Regions from separate parts of the Homo sapiens genome. Here region 2 is linked to region 1. Evidence: read pairs that join two places in POLR2A ChIA-PET (ENCODE). Cell type or tissue: GM12878. All regions are shown on one strand. Links, peaks and the distances in the headings refer to the core of each region. The heading gives the core; the rest is flanking DNA.

Region 1 (7,909 bases), core at 1,321-6,320:
TTACAGGTGCTATCCACTATGCCCAGCCTCAGTCTAAAACTGTTAACTGTAAGAACTGTCAGTTTCTCCCTTGCATTCTGTCAGTGTTTGCTTTACATGTTTCAGGATGCTGCTTGGTACACACATAGTTATACTTTTTATATCTTATTGATGGAACGACCCTTTATTCATATATAGTATCCTTCTTTGTCCCTTGTAACAGCTTATGACTTAATCTATTTTGGGTGAAATTAGTATAGCCACCCCAGTTCCCTTTTGGTGGCTATTTTCATGGAATATCTTTTATCAGCCTTTCAGTTTTAATTTATTTGTGTCTTTGGATCTAAAGTCAGTTTGTTTTGGACAATGTGTAGTTTGATCATGATTTTAAAAAATCTATTCTGAAGCTGGGTGGTTCACACCTGTAATCCCAGCACTTTGGGAGGATCTCTTGAGCCCAGGAGTTGGAGACTAGCCTGGTCTACAAAGTGAGACTCTGTTTCTACAAAAAAATAAAATAAATAGTTGGGTGTGGTGGTATGCGCTTGTGGTTCCAGCTACTTGGGAGGATGAGGGAGGAGGATCCCTTGAGCCCAGGAAGTCAAGGCTGCAGTGAGTCATGTTTGTGTCACTGCACTCCAGCCTAGGTGACAGAGCAAGATCCTGTCTAAAATAAATAAATAAATAAAATAAAATAAAATAAAATCCATTCTGCCAGCCTCTGCCTTCTGATTGGTACATTCAATCAATTATCATTTAAACTAATCACCAACAAGGCAGTGCTTCTGCCATACTGCATTTTGTTTTCTGTATGTTGTATACCTTCTTTGGTCTCATATTCCTTTTATTACTGTCTTCTTTGTGTTTTGTTGATTTTTTTTTTTTTCGAGACAAAAGTCTTGCTCTGTTGCCCAGGCTGGGGTGCAGTGGTACGATCTTGGCTCACTGCAACCTCCTTCTCCTGGGTTCAAGTGATTCTCATGCCTCAGCCTCCCAAGTAGCTGGGACTACAGGCACGTGCCACCACATCCAGCTAATTTTTGTGTCTTTAGTAGAGATGGAGTTTTGCTGTGTTGGCCAGGCTGGTCTTGAGCTCCTGGCCTCAAGTGATCCACCCATCTCGGCCTCCCAAAGTGCTGGAATTACAGGCATGAGCCCACCATGCCTGGACTGATTTTTATAGTGAATCATTTTTATTCCCTTCTTTATTCCCTTCTCATTTCCTTCTGTGTATATTTTTTAGATATTGCCTTTGTAGTTAACCATGGGGATTGCTTTCACATTCTAAATTTATGAAAATCTAGTTTAAATTAATTCCCTCGTAACTTCAATGTCATATGAAGACCTTGCTTCTACCTAGCACCTTACTCATCCCCTTTATGTTGTTTTCACACATTACGTCTTTATACATTGTGTACCGATAATGTAAATTTTTATTTAGTTCTTATCCATTTATCTTTTAAGTCCCGCAGGAAGTAAAAAAATGGAGTTACAAAGCAAACATACAGTGACCCTGGCTTTTATATTTGTCTATATAGTTAACTTTATTGGAAATCTTTATTTTTTCCTCCAGATTAGAGTCTAGTTTGTTTTTATTTCATCTTTAAAGACACCCTTTAGTGCTTCCTGTATAGCAGGCTTAGTAGTAACAAACTCTTCAGCATTTGTTTATCTGGGATTAACTCCATTTCTCTTTCATTTTGAAGGACTGTTTTACCAGCTAGAGAGTTCTCAGATGATAGTTTTTTTCTTTCAGCAATTTATATATGTCATCCATCTGTCTTCAGGCCTTCAATTGATTTCTAAGGAGATATCAGCTCCTAATATTAATGAGGATCTCTTGTAAAGTAAAAATGCCACAAAACTTTCCCACCATTTGAAGTCGCCTTTTTCCTGATTTGGCATTCACTTGGTTACTGTAAACCTTTGTTTTCCAGAGTTCTAACAAGGTTGGTTTTTATAGTTCTTGTTTTTTGGTGTTTCTGTGGGGAGACAGTTTGGAGCTGTGTACTCCACCATTTGGTTATGTCACTCAACAACATGGACCTGTTGTCCACTCAAGAACAACAACAAAATGAGATCTGCAAAGAAACGGGAAAAATGTGACCTATGCACAGGACTAACAACAGGCAACACAATAATATGGTTTCTGCCATTTAAGTTGGCAGAAACGGGGTTGTCTGGTGCAGATCAGTGTATATTGTGTAATTTGAGGAAGAGCCAGTAAAATAATGAAAAATGAACAAAACCTTGGGAAACGGATATCATTAGGTGCACCAGCATATACAAATGGGAGTATCAATGTGAGAGAACAGAAAGGGAAAGAAAAATTTTTTGAAGAATTACAGAAACACCCACAATTTGTTGAAGAACACTAATATATTCATCCAAGAAGCTCAACAAACTCATATGAGGATAAATGCAAAGAGACTTATACCCAGACACGTTATACTGAAAGATGTTTTTATCATGCTCTTATTTGACCTGCCTTATAAAAGTGATAATACAAGTGCTGGTGAGGACTTACAGGAACTGAAATGTTCATATGTTTTTGATGGCATGTAAAATGCTACAGTCATTCTAGAAAATAGTTTGTCAGTTCCATTTAAAACTAAAAACAAACTTAGCATGTCAATCACTAGTTGCACTGTTAGACATTTATCCTTGAGAAATAAAAACTTATGTTCCATCAAAAAAATTTCATAGCAGTTTTATGGGTAATAGCCCAAACCTGAATAATCCAGATGTTCTTGAATGGATAATGTGTGGTGTGTCCATACCATGAAGTGTTACCCAGCATTAAAATGGAATGAATGGCCAATACATGTAACATTATGGATGAATCTCAAGAGATTAAGCTGAGTTTTAAAAAACCCAATCTCAAAAATTTACATATTTGTTCTGGTCCACCCCATAGTGTTGGGGTGAACCCTCCTACCCCCAATGTTTGGTTTGGATATCAAAACTGGTAATGATATTAAGAGTGTAAAAAGGAGTTTATTAGTTATAGAGACAGGTTTCTAGGGAGACTAGAGAAGGCTCCTAAGGAGATCTAAATGTGGGTTGAGAAAGAAGGGAGAAGAATGGCTGCTTGTCAGTAGGAATTTGGGGTGGGGTAAGCGCACACAAAAGGGATGGAGTTTGTGTGGTTTGAGTTTCCTACTGGCATTGAGGGAGTGACCACCTAGGCTTTATTATTGGCTTGCCCAAATGTAGGGTAAGAGGGGAGATGGGTGGGATTTGAAATCTATTAGCAGCCAATTACCACAAATGCAGTTAGGCTGTTTATCATAATACCTCATGATTTTATTTGGATAACACTTTTGAAATGACAACATAGAGATGGAGAACTGATTCGTGGTTGCCAGTGTTAGGAAGGCAGAGAGGGTGGGAGATGGCTGTAGTTACCATGTGTGGCATCCTTGTGATGGGACTGTTCTGTATCACCAATGTTGTGATTTTCACAAAAATCTATACCTGTGGCAAAATTTATAGAACTAAATATACACAACTAATGCATGTGAAACTTGTGAAATCTGAATAAGGTTGATTGAATAAATCAATGTCAGTTCTTGGCTGATATTGAACTATAGTTCTGCAAATTGTTACCATGGAGAAAACTGGGTGAGGGGTACATAGAATCTTCTCATTATTTCTTCCAGCTGCATGTCAGTTTAAGAATTGTCTCCAGGCTGGGTGTGGTGGCATATGCCTGTAATCTCAGCATTTTGGGAGGCCAAGGTGGGTGGATCACTTGAGCTCAGGAGTTTGAGACCAACCTGGGCAACATGGTGAAAACCCATCTCTACAAAAAGTAAAGACATTAGCCAGGTGTGGTGGTGCGTGCCTGCAGTCCCAGCTACTTGGGAGGCTGAGGTAGGAGGATCGCTTGAGCCCAGGAGGTCAAGGCTGCAGTAAGCTGTGATGGCACCATTCGACTCCAGCCTGGGTGACAGAGTGAGACCTTGCCTCAAAAAAAAAAAAGAAAAGAAAAAAAAAAAAAGAATTGTCTCCAAATAAAAAGTTTTGTAAATTACCTGCCAACTATAAATAATTCAGCTTCTTAATCTTTAATAAAGGTAATAGGCCGGGTGCGGTAGCTCACGCCTATAACCCCAGCACTTTGGGAGGCTGAGGCGGGCAGATCATGAGGTCAGGAGATGGAGACCATCCGGGCCAACATGGTGAAACCCCATCTCTACTAAAATACAAAAAATTAGCCAGGCGTGATGGTGCACTCCTGTAGTCCCAGCTACTCGGGAGGCTGAGGCAGGAGAATTGCTTGAACCCGGGAGGCGGAGGTTGCACTGAGCTGAGATGGCGCCACTGCACTCCAGCCTGGCAACACAGCAAGATTCCATCTTACAAAATAAAATAAAATAAAATAAAGGTAATGGACAAAAACATATTGTATACTATTTGTTGAAAAATCACAGCACACTTTCTATATGAGAGATGCTGGATCTCTTGTATCGCCAGTTTTACTGAATCTCATAGAGGATCTACTGTCCATTACACAGACAATAAAAAAAAATAAAACAAGGGTTGGGAAGTCAAATTGTCATTTTGTGTGCAGACAATTTGATTATCTGTACAAGCAAAAGTAAATGTTACACAGAAGTGATTCAAATTACTAAAAAAAGTTAGTTTAGTGAGGTGGTTGGCTGTAAGAACAATACATAATATCAGTTGTGTGTTATTTATACACCACGAAACAGGTATATAAGAAACAATTTTCTTGAGAATTATATGAGATATAATTCACATACTGTACTCTTCACCAATTTTACGTGTATAAATCAATCATTGTTAGTGTATTTGCAGGATTGTGCAACATTCCTGACAATTTTTTTTACTTTTTTTGAGATGGAGTCTTGCTCTGTTGCCCACGCTGGAGTGCAGTGGCAAGGTCTTGGCTCACTGCAACCTCTGCCTCCCGGGTTCAAGCCAGTTCTCCTGCCTCAGCCTCCTGAGTAGCTGGGATTACACAGCCTCCTGAATAGTTGGGATTACAGGTGCATGCCACCACACCCAGCTGTTTTTACATTTTCACCATGTTGGCCAGGCTGGTCTCAAACTCCTGACCTCAGGTTATCTGGCACCTCAGCCTCCCAAAGTGCTGAGATTACAGGTGTGAACCACCGCACCTTGCCGACAGTTGTTTTTTTGAGACAGAATCTTACTCTGTCGCTCAGGCTGGAGTACAGTGGCGCGATCTTGGCTCACTGCAACTTCACCTCCCAGGTTCAAGCGATTCTCCTGCCTCAGCCTCCCGAGTAGCTGGGATTGCAGGTGTGTACCACTATGCCCAGCTAATTTTTTGTATTTTTAGTAGAGATGGGGTTTCACCATGTTGGCCAGGCTGGTCTGAAGCTCCTGACCTCAAGTGATGTGCCTGCATAGGCCTCCCAAAGTGCTGGGATTATAGGCGTGAGGCACTGCGTCCGGCTGACAGTGTTTCTTAGAACGTTGTCATCATCCCTGAAACAAAGCAAATATCCGTTAGCAGTTACTTTCTCTTTCCCATTTCCTGTAGCCCTTGGCAACCAAAATTGAATTTTCTGCTGTGTGGAGTTGCCTAATCTGGATGTTTCATAAAAATGGAACTGTGTGTGACCTTTTCTGCCTGGCTTCTTTTTCTTAGCATAACATATTCAAGGTTCATCCATGTTGTAGCATGTATCAATATTTCACTTGTTTTTTATGGCCATATAACATGGTGTATAGATATACTACATTTTATGTATCCATTTGTCAGTGGATGGACGTTTGGTTTTAGTTCTACTTCTTGACTATTATGAATAATTCTGCTGTAATTGTTCACGTATAAGTTTTCACATGGACATGTATTTTCAGTCATTTCAGATATATACCTAGAAGTAGAATGCTGGTTATATGGTGACTCTGTGTTTAACTTTCTTGGGAACTGCCTGATTGTTGCTCATAGCAGCCACAATACTTTACAATCCTGCCAGCAATGCATGAATTTTCCAGTTTCTCTAGTTTGCAACATTTTTTATTAATATTAATATGTATTATACCAATCCAGTAGTTGTAAAGAGGTATCTCATTGTGGTTTTTTGCATTTCCCAATGGCTAGTGATGTTGAACATCTTTTTTTTTTTTTCTTTTTGAGATGGAGTCTCGCTCTGTTTGCCCAGGCTGGAGTGCGGTGGTGGGATCTTGGCTCACTGCAACCTCTGTCTCCTGGGTTCAAGCAGTTCTGTGCCTCAGCCTCCCGAGTAGCTGGGATTACAGGTGCCCACCACCATGCCAGGCTAATTTTTGTATTTTTGGTAGAGACGGGGTTTCATCATCTTGGCCAGGCTGGACTTGAACTCCTGATCTCATGATCCACCCACCTCGGCCTCCCAAAGTGCTGGGATTACAGGCGTGAGCTGCTGCTCCCGGCCTGATGTTGAACATCTTTTTATGCACTTGTTGGCTATTTATGTATCTCCTTTGTCAATTTAAAACATTCACTTTATTTCATGACTTATAGAAAAATTGGGGAGATAGTAGAGAGAATTGCCATTTACCCAGTTTCTGCTGTCGTTAACATATTAAGATGGTATGTTTGCAACAGCTGTTGAACCAACATTGGTACATGATTATTGACTAAAGTCCATATTTTTATTTAGCACCTGCTGATTTTTACCTAATGTCCTTCTTTGTTCCAGGATCCCTTCCAGGGCACCATATTACATTTAGTTGTCATGTCTCTTTAGGCTCCTCTTGGCTATGGTGGTTTCCCAGACTTTCCTTGTTTTGGATGACCTTGACAGTTGAGGAGTCCTGGTGAGGTATATATAAATTCCATTTATTGGGATGTGTCTGATGTTTTTCTCAAGATAAGACTGGGATTATAGGTTTTGGGGGAAAAAGCCCACAGTGGTAAAGTACCTTTTTTGTCACATTATATCAAGCATGCATACTGTCACCATGTTTTATGACTTTTGATGTTGGCCTGAAATGTCTTGGCAAACAGAGTTTGTCCACTATAAAGTTACATCTTTTTCCTATTTTCCATATTGTACACATTGGAACAATGTTACTCTGCACAACTCACACATAAGAAGTGGAGATATATGAATTTTGTTGCTGTTGTTTTTTAGAGCACTTTCTTTCTGTCACTACAAGATGGTCCAGGCTCATCTTGTATATTTTCTTTCTAAAATCAGCCATCATTTCTTCAGGTAATCCTGGTTCCTTTTATTTGAAAATGGTATTAGAAACCAAGATAGGGGCTAATGGTGTGCTTGCAGCAGTAGGGCGTGGCCATCTCAGCTGACAGAACAGGGAAATACACGTGTATAAACCATGTAATATACTTATAAATAGTTCTACATGTAACCATCTGTATCTCTCTTAAGCTAAACATGTGTTTATACTTATATTCTTCAACTCTTCACTACCACATGGATCATTCTAGCTTTCTTCCCTTGCTTCCCTGCAAATTACCATACCCAACAGTAAGAAATCTGGCTCTAACCATCCATCATCCATTTACTTTCTTTTTTTTTTTTTTTTTTTTTTTTGAGATGGAGTCTCCCTCTGTCACCCAGGTTGGAGGGCAGTGGTGTGATCTCAGCTCACGGCAACCTCCGCCTCCTGGGTTCAAGTATTTCTCCTGCTTCAGCTTCTCAAGTAGCCGGGACTACAGGTGCATACCACAATGCCCAGCCAATTTTTGTGTTTTTAGAAGAGATGGGGTTTTGCCATGTTGGACAGGCTGGTCTCGAACTCCTGATCTTAGGTGATCCACCTGCCCCGGCCTCCCAAAGTGCTGGGATTAAAGTTGTGAGCCACTGTGCCTGGCTTTCCATTTACTTTCATTATTCTTTCCCTGTATACATACATGTATGGCACTGTCAGAATTGTTAATTATGCCTATGTGGAAAATAATTTTATAATTTTATCAACTAAAATA
Region 2 (7,909 bases), core at 1,245-6,244, 370 kb after region 1:
GAAATCTGTGGCATATTTTATATTTGCAGAACATCACAATTCAGACTACCCACATTTCAAAGATTAATAGCCACATGTGGCTACAGGCTGCTGTACTATTTAATAAAAAGTGCATATCTAGAGTCTAGCCCCTTGCTTTATAAAGTGTGATCTACCATCCAGCAGCATCAGCATCACCTGGGATCTTGTTAGAAATGTAGAAAGGCAGCCCATCTCAGAACTACTAGAAGAAATAAATTTAACAGGATACCCAGGATTGGAATGCATAGCAAAGACTGAGAAGCAGTAAATTAAATCACATATAGCTTGGGAGTCTTACCGAATTGCTATTGCCATTCAACTATGATATGGTATTATCCCACTGACTAATATGGAACACTGTATTTAAATAACAATAGTTTTTCTATGAATCATGTTTTCTCTACACTGTCCAATGCAATTTTCTACAATGATGAAAATCTTCACATATGTGCTGCACAAAATGGCAGCCACTTGCCACAGGTGGCTGTTGAGCACTTGAAATGTATCTGGAGCAAATGAGAAATTGCATTTTAATTTAATTAATTTTAATTGATTTAAACATGTGGCAAATGACTATCATACTACATAGCACAACTCCAGGGGAATTGGTTACTATGTCACAGTGTCATCTCTAGGAGAATCCTTAGGACAAATTTGGAAAGTTCTAGTCAAGATAATTCTTTTGATTAACTGTACTTCTTCTGTTTTTTTAATTTTATGAAGTCATATTTACCATCTTACACTGGCTAAGGGCAAATTTGCATCTTACCTCTAAGGAAGCATAATAAAAGTTACAACACATGCTTTGTGTGTATTAATATTATTCCAGCTTATCATCAATTAAAAATACCAATATCTAGACCTGTACAGGTTTTTTAATTCTCTGAGAAGGACCTGGATACTCTGGAGAATACAAATCTGTGAGGAATAATGAGTTGATTAATGTCAACTTTCCCAGTCCAGATTCGTCTAAAAGAAATAAGGGAAAATATCTGTTAAACTCACCCACTTTACCCAACCTTAAATATTCAACAGATGCTGTAATTGAACTTGCTTTATGCAAGTATTTCTTGGTGAGACAATGAAATGACATTAGAAAATATGCTACAAAGAATAAGTATCTTGTCCTCAGTTTCTTAGCTATCAAATTAAACTCACGTTTCCAAGGATTCTTTTCAGCCTTCTAATTATACCACTTATATTCATTAAAAGTAATGTATCTAATAATTACATTTTTAACAGTAATGTATTCCCAAAGAAAAAAGTCAGTCATTATTTAAAAATCCAAGTTGGATTATATATCACTGCTTCAGTGAAATAAAGTTTTTCTTTATTAATAGACAATAATGAATGAATAATAAACAAGAAATCATGCAGCTATAAAAAGCAAAAATCTGCTAATACAAAGAATAATTAATCACAATGAACATCTCTGTATAAAATTCAAAATCACAAAAAATACTTTCTAATTTCGCCGCCCATCAGCCTAAATATAAGGGTGATTCTCCACAAACCAGAATCCAAAAAAATCTTAGGTAATTACTTTTTCTACCACTTCTACTCAAGGTAGGAGGTAGACACGAAGGAAGCTAGGGCATGATTTCTACTCTGACCACATACTCTTTTTTGACTCTCCGTGTTTAGTCCAATATACATAGTCCAGTGTATAGTAATTATTACAAGTATACCAAAATATAAATGGCTTCAAGGTATATATAACCTAAGGTTAAAACAAATTATAAATCAGATTATGATAATTAACATGGCACAGAGTTAAAGTATTTATTGTTAATAACTCACTTAGCATAATAGGCATGTTTAGCCTAAGTAACTGGTGTCACAATATTTTTATGCCTAGGAGGAATTCTTTTTATATAGCTCTCAAAAGAGATAAGATTCTCTCCACGTGGTTTGGGCTTACTCCTTTGACTGAGAGCATGCCACTTTTTACTAGAGGTTGATGTATGACTCAACTTAGAGTTGAGGATGAAAAGTGGGGATCATAGCACCTGCCTATACCCTGGTACAGATCATATGATGTTGATTTATTTATTTGTGGAGTCAGGGTCTCGCTGTGTTGCCCAGGCTGGAGTGCAGTGGTACGATCATGGCTCACTGCAGCCTTGAACTCCTGGGTGTGGTGGTGCACACCTGTTGTCCCAGCAACTCTGGCAGGCTGAGGCAGGAGAATCGCTTGAACTCAGGAGGTGGAGGTTGCAGTGAGCCGAGATTATGCCACTACACTCCAGCCTGGAGACAAAGTAAGACTCCATCTCAGGAAAAAAAAAATTTAATTTAAAAAGTTCTAGTATCTAAAATGAGCAAAATCGCCAGGCATGGTGGGTCACACTTGTAATCCCAGCACTTTGGGATGCAGAAGTGGGTGGACCATCCGAAGTCAGAGGTTGAGACCAGCCTGCAGTGAGCCGAGATTGCACCACTGCACTCCAGCCTGGGAGACAGAGTGAGACTCCATTTCAAAAAAATTAGCCAAGCGTGGTAGCATGCACCTGTAGTCCTAGCTACCGGGGAGGCTGACAGGGAAGGATTCCTTGAGCCCGAAGGTCAAGGCTGCAGTGAGCCTTGTTTGCACCACCTCACTCCAACCTGGGCAAGACCCCATCTCAAAAAAGAAAAAAAAAACACAAAAACAAAAAACAAAACAGAACAGAACAGCATCACTTCCTTATCATTAGTTTGAAGGAAGTGAATTGCCTGTAAAATTTTCCATTTTCAAAAAAAGTATTAAAATATAGTGTAAAGCCAGTCACGATGGCTGTAATCTCAGCACTTTGGGAGGCTGAAATGGATTGCCCCTGGAGGTCAAGGCTGCAGCTGACCGATCCTCCTGCCTAAGCCCGGCAAGTAGCGGAGACTACAAGTGCGTGCCACCATGCCCAGCTAATTTTTTGTATTTTTGTAGAGACAGGGTTCCACCATGTTGCCCAAACTAGTCTGGAATTCCTGAGCTCAAGCGATCCACCTGCTTCCGCCACCGCCTCTGCCTCCCAAAATGCTGGGATTACGGGCGTGAGCCACCGGGCCTGGCACAATTACTTTCTTCAGTCTGAGCATGAGTGCTGGAAGAAAAGCTCTCACTTATATATAATTTTTTAGAGACAGAGTCTCCCTCTGTTACACGGGCTGGAGTGCAATGGCGCAATCTCAGCTCACTGTAACCTCAACCTCCAGTGCTTGATCGCTTATATAATCTCAGCTCACTGTAATCTCAACCTCCTGGGCTCGATCGCATATATATACACACATATATTTGTTTGTTTAGACGGAGTCTTGGTCTGTTGCCCAGGCTGGAGTGCAGTGGCGCGATCTCCGCTCACTGCAACCTCCGCATCCCGGGTTCAAACAATTCTCTGCCTCAGCCTCCCGAGTAGCTGGGATTACAGGCACCTGCCACCACGCCCGACTAATTTTTGTGTTTTTAGTAGAGACGGGGTTTCAGTGAAACCATGCTGGCCAGGCTGGTCTTGAACTCCTCTCCTCGCGATCCCGCCTCGACCTCCCAAAGTGCTGGGATTACAGGCGTGGGCCACCTCGCCCAGCCGACAGATTATATTTTCAAAAAGATGTTTTCTTTGTTTCCTAGCCCCTTCTACCCCGCTACAAAGTTTCAAAGACTTAATGCTATTACAAAGGGCCGTCAGAGGTCAAGCTCAGGGTTGCAGCTCCCTCATGCCGGGCAGCCTCAGAGGGGCCGACCCTACCCAGGATGAGCAGCGCCAGATAGCCGGGGACGCTCCCGGGGATCCACGGGCCCTGGCTGGGGGAGGCGTTGTGGGGCGCACGTACACAGGCTCAAGTGAGGCGAGTGGGCGGCCGGGGCTGCAGCTGGTGCTGGCCATTGAGGAGCTTCTGCGCGACAGTGCGATCGGTTGCACCTTCTGCGACAGGTGCCGGCCGGTTGGCGCGCAGCGCCTGCTAGCGCAGAGTCTGGCCCTTGCTGCGCCCGGCCCCGAAGACCGGGAAGTCGTAAAGCTCCTCATCGCAGCTTATGTGTGGCGGCGGCCGGGCCGAAGCCTAGCGACACAGAACTGCCAGCTCAGCAGCCGGTTACATCTCGCCCGGCAACCCATAGGCAGCGTCCGCTCATGCGCGCTCCTGGAAGACCCAGCAGCCCCGCCATGAGTTCCGATTGGCTCCGCGTGAGTGGCGGTCCCCTGTGACGTCGCAAGGGCGCGCCTTCCGCGGCGCCGCAAGGGCGCGCCTTCCGCGGCGCCGCAAGGGCGCGCCTTCCGCGGCGCCGCAAGGGCGCGCCTTCCGCGGCGCCGCAAGGGCGCGCCTTCCCCGGCGCCGCAAGGGCGCGCCTTCCCCGGCGCCGCACGGGCGCGCCTTCCCCGGCGCCGCACGGGCGCGCCTTCCCCGGCGCCGCAAGGGCGCGCCTTCGCCGACACCATAGAGGTGGGCCTTTGGCGAGTCACAGGCGCGGGTGTTCGGCTACGTCACTGGGGCGCTACGGTGCCTGGAGCTGGGCAGTCTTCTCGTCAGAGTGGGGACTGGTAAGAGCGACCTCACCGCCAGGTCCTGTGTGTTGCCGGCTGAAGAAGGGTAGCTGAAAAATTCAGACCCAGCACAGTGTTTATGTTGGTCAAAAATAGAAAACTATGTCTGCCGCGGCCGAGGCAGGAGGACCCTTCAGGCCAAGAGCAGCCTAGCAACATGGCGCAACCCCATCTCTGTAGTCCTACCTCAGCCCCCCAGCTACTTGAACCCAAAGGTTCAAGGCTCCAGTGAGCTATGATCCCACCACAGCATTCCAGCCTGCGAGATTGAGGTAAACCGTGTCTAAAAAAATTAAAAAAACTATCCAAGTGTGCAACAGGGAGGGACTGCTAAATAAAACATGAGGCTGGCTGGGCCCTACTGTAATCCCAGCACTTTGGGAGGCCAAAGCGGGAGGATGGATGGCTTGGGCTCAGGAGTTCGAGACCAGCCTGGGCAACATGACGAAACCCCGTCTCTACAAAAGATACAAAAATTAGCCGGGTGCTGTGTGCACCTGGCCTAATTTTTGTATTTTTTTCTAGAGATGGGGTGGGCGGGGGGTCTCGCTATGTTGCCCGGGCCAGTTTCGAACTCCTGAGTTGTAGCGATCTTCTCAGCTTGGCCATCAGAGTTGTCGGGATTACAGGCGTGAGGGACAGCGCCCCACCTGGGTTAGGCTACTTAATAACATAAGAAAGTGCTCCGCCAGGCTCAGTGGCTGACACTTGTAATCCCAACACTTTGGGAGGCCAAGGCAGGTGGATCACCTGAGGTCAGGAGTTGGAGACCAGCCTGGCCATGGTGAAACCCAGTCTCTACAAAAAATACAAAAATTAGCCGGCCGTGGTGGCGCATGCCTGTAGTCCCAGCTACTTGGGAGGCTGATAAAGGAGAATTACTTGAACCCGGGAGGCGGAGGTTGCATTGGGCTGAGATCGCACTACTGCACCCCAGCCTGGGCAACACAGCGAGACTCCAAAGTTTGACACCAGCCTGGGCAATGTAGTGACACCCTGTCTCTACAAAACAAACAAAAACCCAGGCATAACTGTGTCCACCTGTGGCCCTAGCTAGTTAGGAGGCTGAGGCAGGAGGATCACTTGAGTCCAGGAGCTCAAGGCTGCAGTGAGCTATGATAATCCCACTGCTTCCCATCCTGAGCAATAGAATGAAAGCATGTCTCTAGCTAGCTAGCTAGCTAGATAATTGATATGTAGTTTTGTATCAAATTTTTTCCCTAGATTTGAGCATGTTTTTCTAAAGTAGCATTCAACACATCAGCATTTTACAGTGTTATTATTTGTTAATATGATTATGTTTTTCTGAAATACAGTGTCCTTTACAAAAGCAGTTTTGTCGTTCAAAGCACATAGATAAGGCCCTCAAGTGAATTTGTCTGATGTTGGCGACCTTGGTACCATTTTGTCCACTTGATTGGAAAAGCCAGTCAATAATTTCAGGTCACTGTTGGCCTTAGAAGAAGAGCCCAAAGGCAACAAGCAAAGGCGCTGGTGTCCAGTCACCTTCTAGAAGCATTTTCACTTTCCCTTAAGGTTTCCCTTGATGAACATAGAAGTACTGTATGTAGAATTGACCCAGTGCTGCCCTGGCAACTTTGTATATTAGGCCAAATTTACATTTCTTACCTTTATGAGAGGCACCCTGGTAGGCTAGTGGAGTTACCCACAAAGTCTGATCTCAGCTGCACTGTCCAGAGATGCAACACGGTCCAATCAAATAACATTCTCTGAGCCCGTTTCTTTAGCTGTGAAAGAAGAATAACATACCCATCTAAAAAGGCAGCTTATTGTATTTGATTGGTCTTTTATTTTCTATGAAACTGTGTTTAACACAGTAATTATTTTCATTTGTGTACTACATTTGTGTTGTGTTTTTGGTTTTAGTTTTGTTTTTGAAATGGAGTCTTTTTTTTAGTGGTTTTTTGTTTTGTTTTGTTTTGTTTTTGAGATGGAGTCTTTCTGTTGTCACCCAGGCTAGAGTGCAGTGGCGTGATCTCCGCTCACTGCAACCTCCACCTCCCAGGTTCAAGTGATTCTCCTGCCTCAGCCTCCTGAGAAGCTGGGATTACAGGTGCCCACCACCACGCCCAGCTAATTTTTTAAATATATTTTTAGTAGAGATGGGGTTACAACATGTTGCCCAGGCTGGTCTCAAACTACTGACGTCAAGTGATCCACCCGCCTTGGCTTCCCAAAGTGCTGGGATTATAGGCATGAGCCACTGCGCCTGGCTTGTTTTAAAATAAGGGTTTCTTGGCTAGGCATGGTGGCTCACACCTGTAATCCCAGCACTTTGGGAGGCCAAGGTCAGTGGATCACCTGAGGTCAGGAGTTCGAGACCAGCCTGACCAATATGGAGAAACCCTGTCTCAACTGAAAATACAAAATTAGCCAGGCGTGGTGGTGCATGCCTGTAATCCCAGCTACTCAGGAGGCTGAGGAAGGAGAATTGCTTGAACCCGGGGGGCAGAGGTTGCAGTGAGCTGAGATCGCACCATTGCACTCCAGCCTGGGCAACGAGCAAAACTCTGTCTCAAAATAAAAAAAAAATTTCTTAAAATGATATTTTCAGTATTTTATAGATGATGTGTAAGCAGCAATCTTAATAGGATGTTACCCGACACTTTGCGAGACTGGCAGCTGATTTCATCCAGATGTCTCTAATTCTTTTTTCTTTTTCTTTTTCTTTTTCTTTTTCTGTTGTTGTTTTTTTTTTTGACAGAGCCTTGCTCCGTCCCCCATGCTGGAGTGCAGTGGCACGATCTCGGCTCACTGCAACCTCCACCTCCTGGGTTCAAGCAATTCTCCTGCCTCAGGCTCCCGAGTAGCTGGGATTACAGGTGCGCACCACCCTGCCCAGCTAATTTTTTGTATTTTTGGTAGAGACAGCATTTCACCATGTTGGCCAGGCTGGTCTCGAACTCCTGACCTTAGGTGATCTGCCTGCCTCGGCTTCCCAAAGTGTTAGGATTACAGGCGTCAGCCACTGTGCCTGGCCCAGATGTCTCTATTTCTAACATGAGATGTATTGCAGGATCATAGCAGAGTGAGTTGCTGATGTATCCAGAAGGAAACGAGCATGGAACTCTCATGACAGCTGTCCTGAGAAGTGTGTGTGTGCTGTGCTTGAATATCTCACTGCTCATTTATACACAGGCTTTCTGGTGACTGAGTTAACAGTATCTGTTTCATAAATAATGTAGCCCTCTTTCTTTCTTTCTCTCTCTCTTTTTTTTTTTTTTGAGACAGGGTCTTGCTCTGCTACCCACGCTGGAGTGCAATGGTGCAGTCTCAGCTCACCGCAACTTCAGCCTCCTGGGTTCAAGCGATTCTCCTGCCTCAGCCTCCCAAGTAGCTGGGATTACAGG

Evidence for each region. Peaks named below come from ENCODE experiments on the same cell type or tissue, not always from the same donor. Only the 100,000 strongest peaks of a DNase experiment are listed, where the experiment ranks them.
Region 2: POLR2A ChIA-PET joins it to region 1 with 5 read pairs; 2 of 35 experiments call an interaction of 5 or more read pairs at or near these places.

Annotation. Positions count from the first base shown.
Region 1 is chr10:38,027,619-38,035,527 of GRCh38, forward strand. The region is part of intron 4 of ZNF33A (zinc finger protein 33A); the gene reads left to right. Among named protein-coding and RNA genes, the nearest start is that of ZNF33A, 21 kb to the left of the region's middle. In GM12878, for the core only: no CTCF peak of the experiment used is centred there; no DNase peak of the experiment used is centred there.
Region 2 is chr10:38,398,741-38,406,649 of GRCh38, forward strand. It overlaps LOC101929540 (a long non-coding RNA gene), which reads left to right and starts at 4,425. Exons shown (of 10, transcript XR_007062122.1): 1 at 4,425-4,810. It also overlaps the pseudogene SEPTIN7P9. RefSeq lists enhancers at 3,327-4,198, 4,199-5,070, 4,514-4,763. In GM12878, for the core only: no CTCF peak of the experiment used is centred there; DNase peaks (open chromatin) are centred at 3,821, 4,131 and 4,471; H3K4me3 peaks cover 2,317 bases; H3K27ac peaks cover 1,576 bases.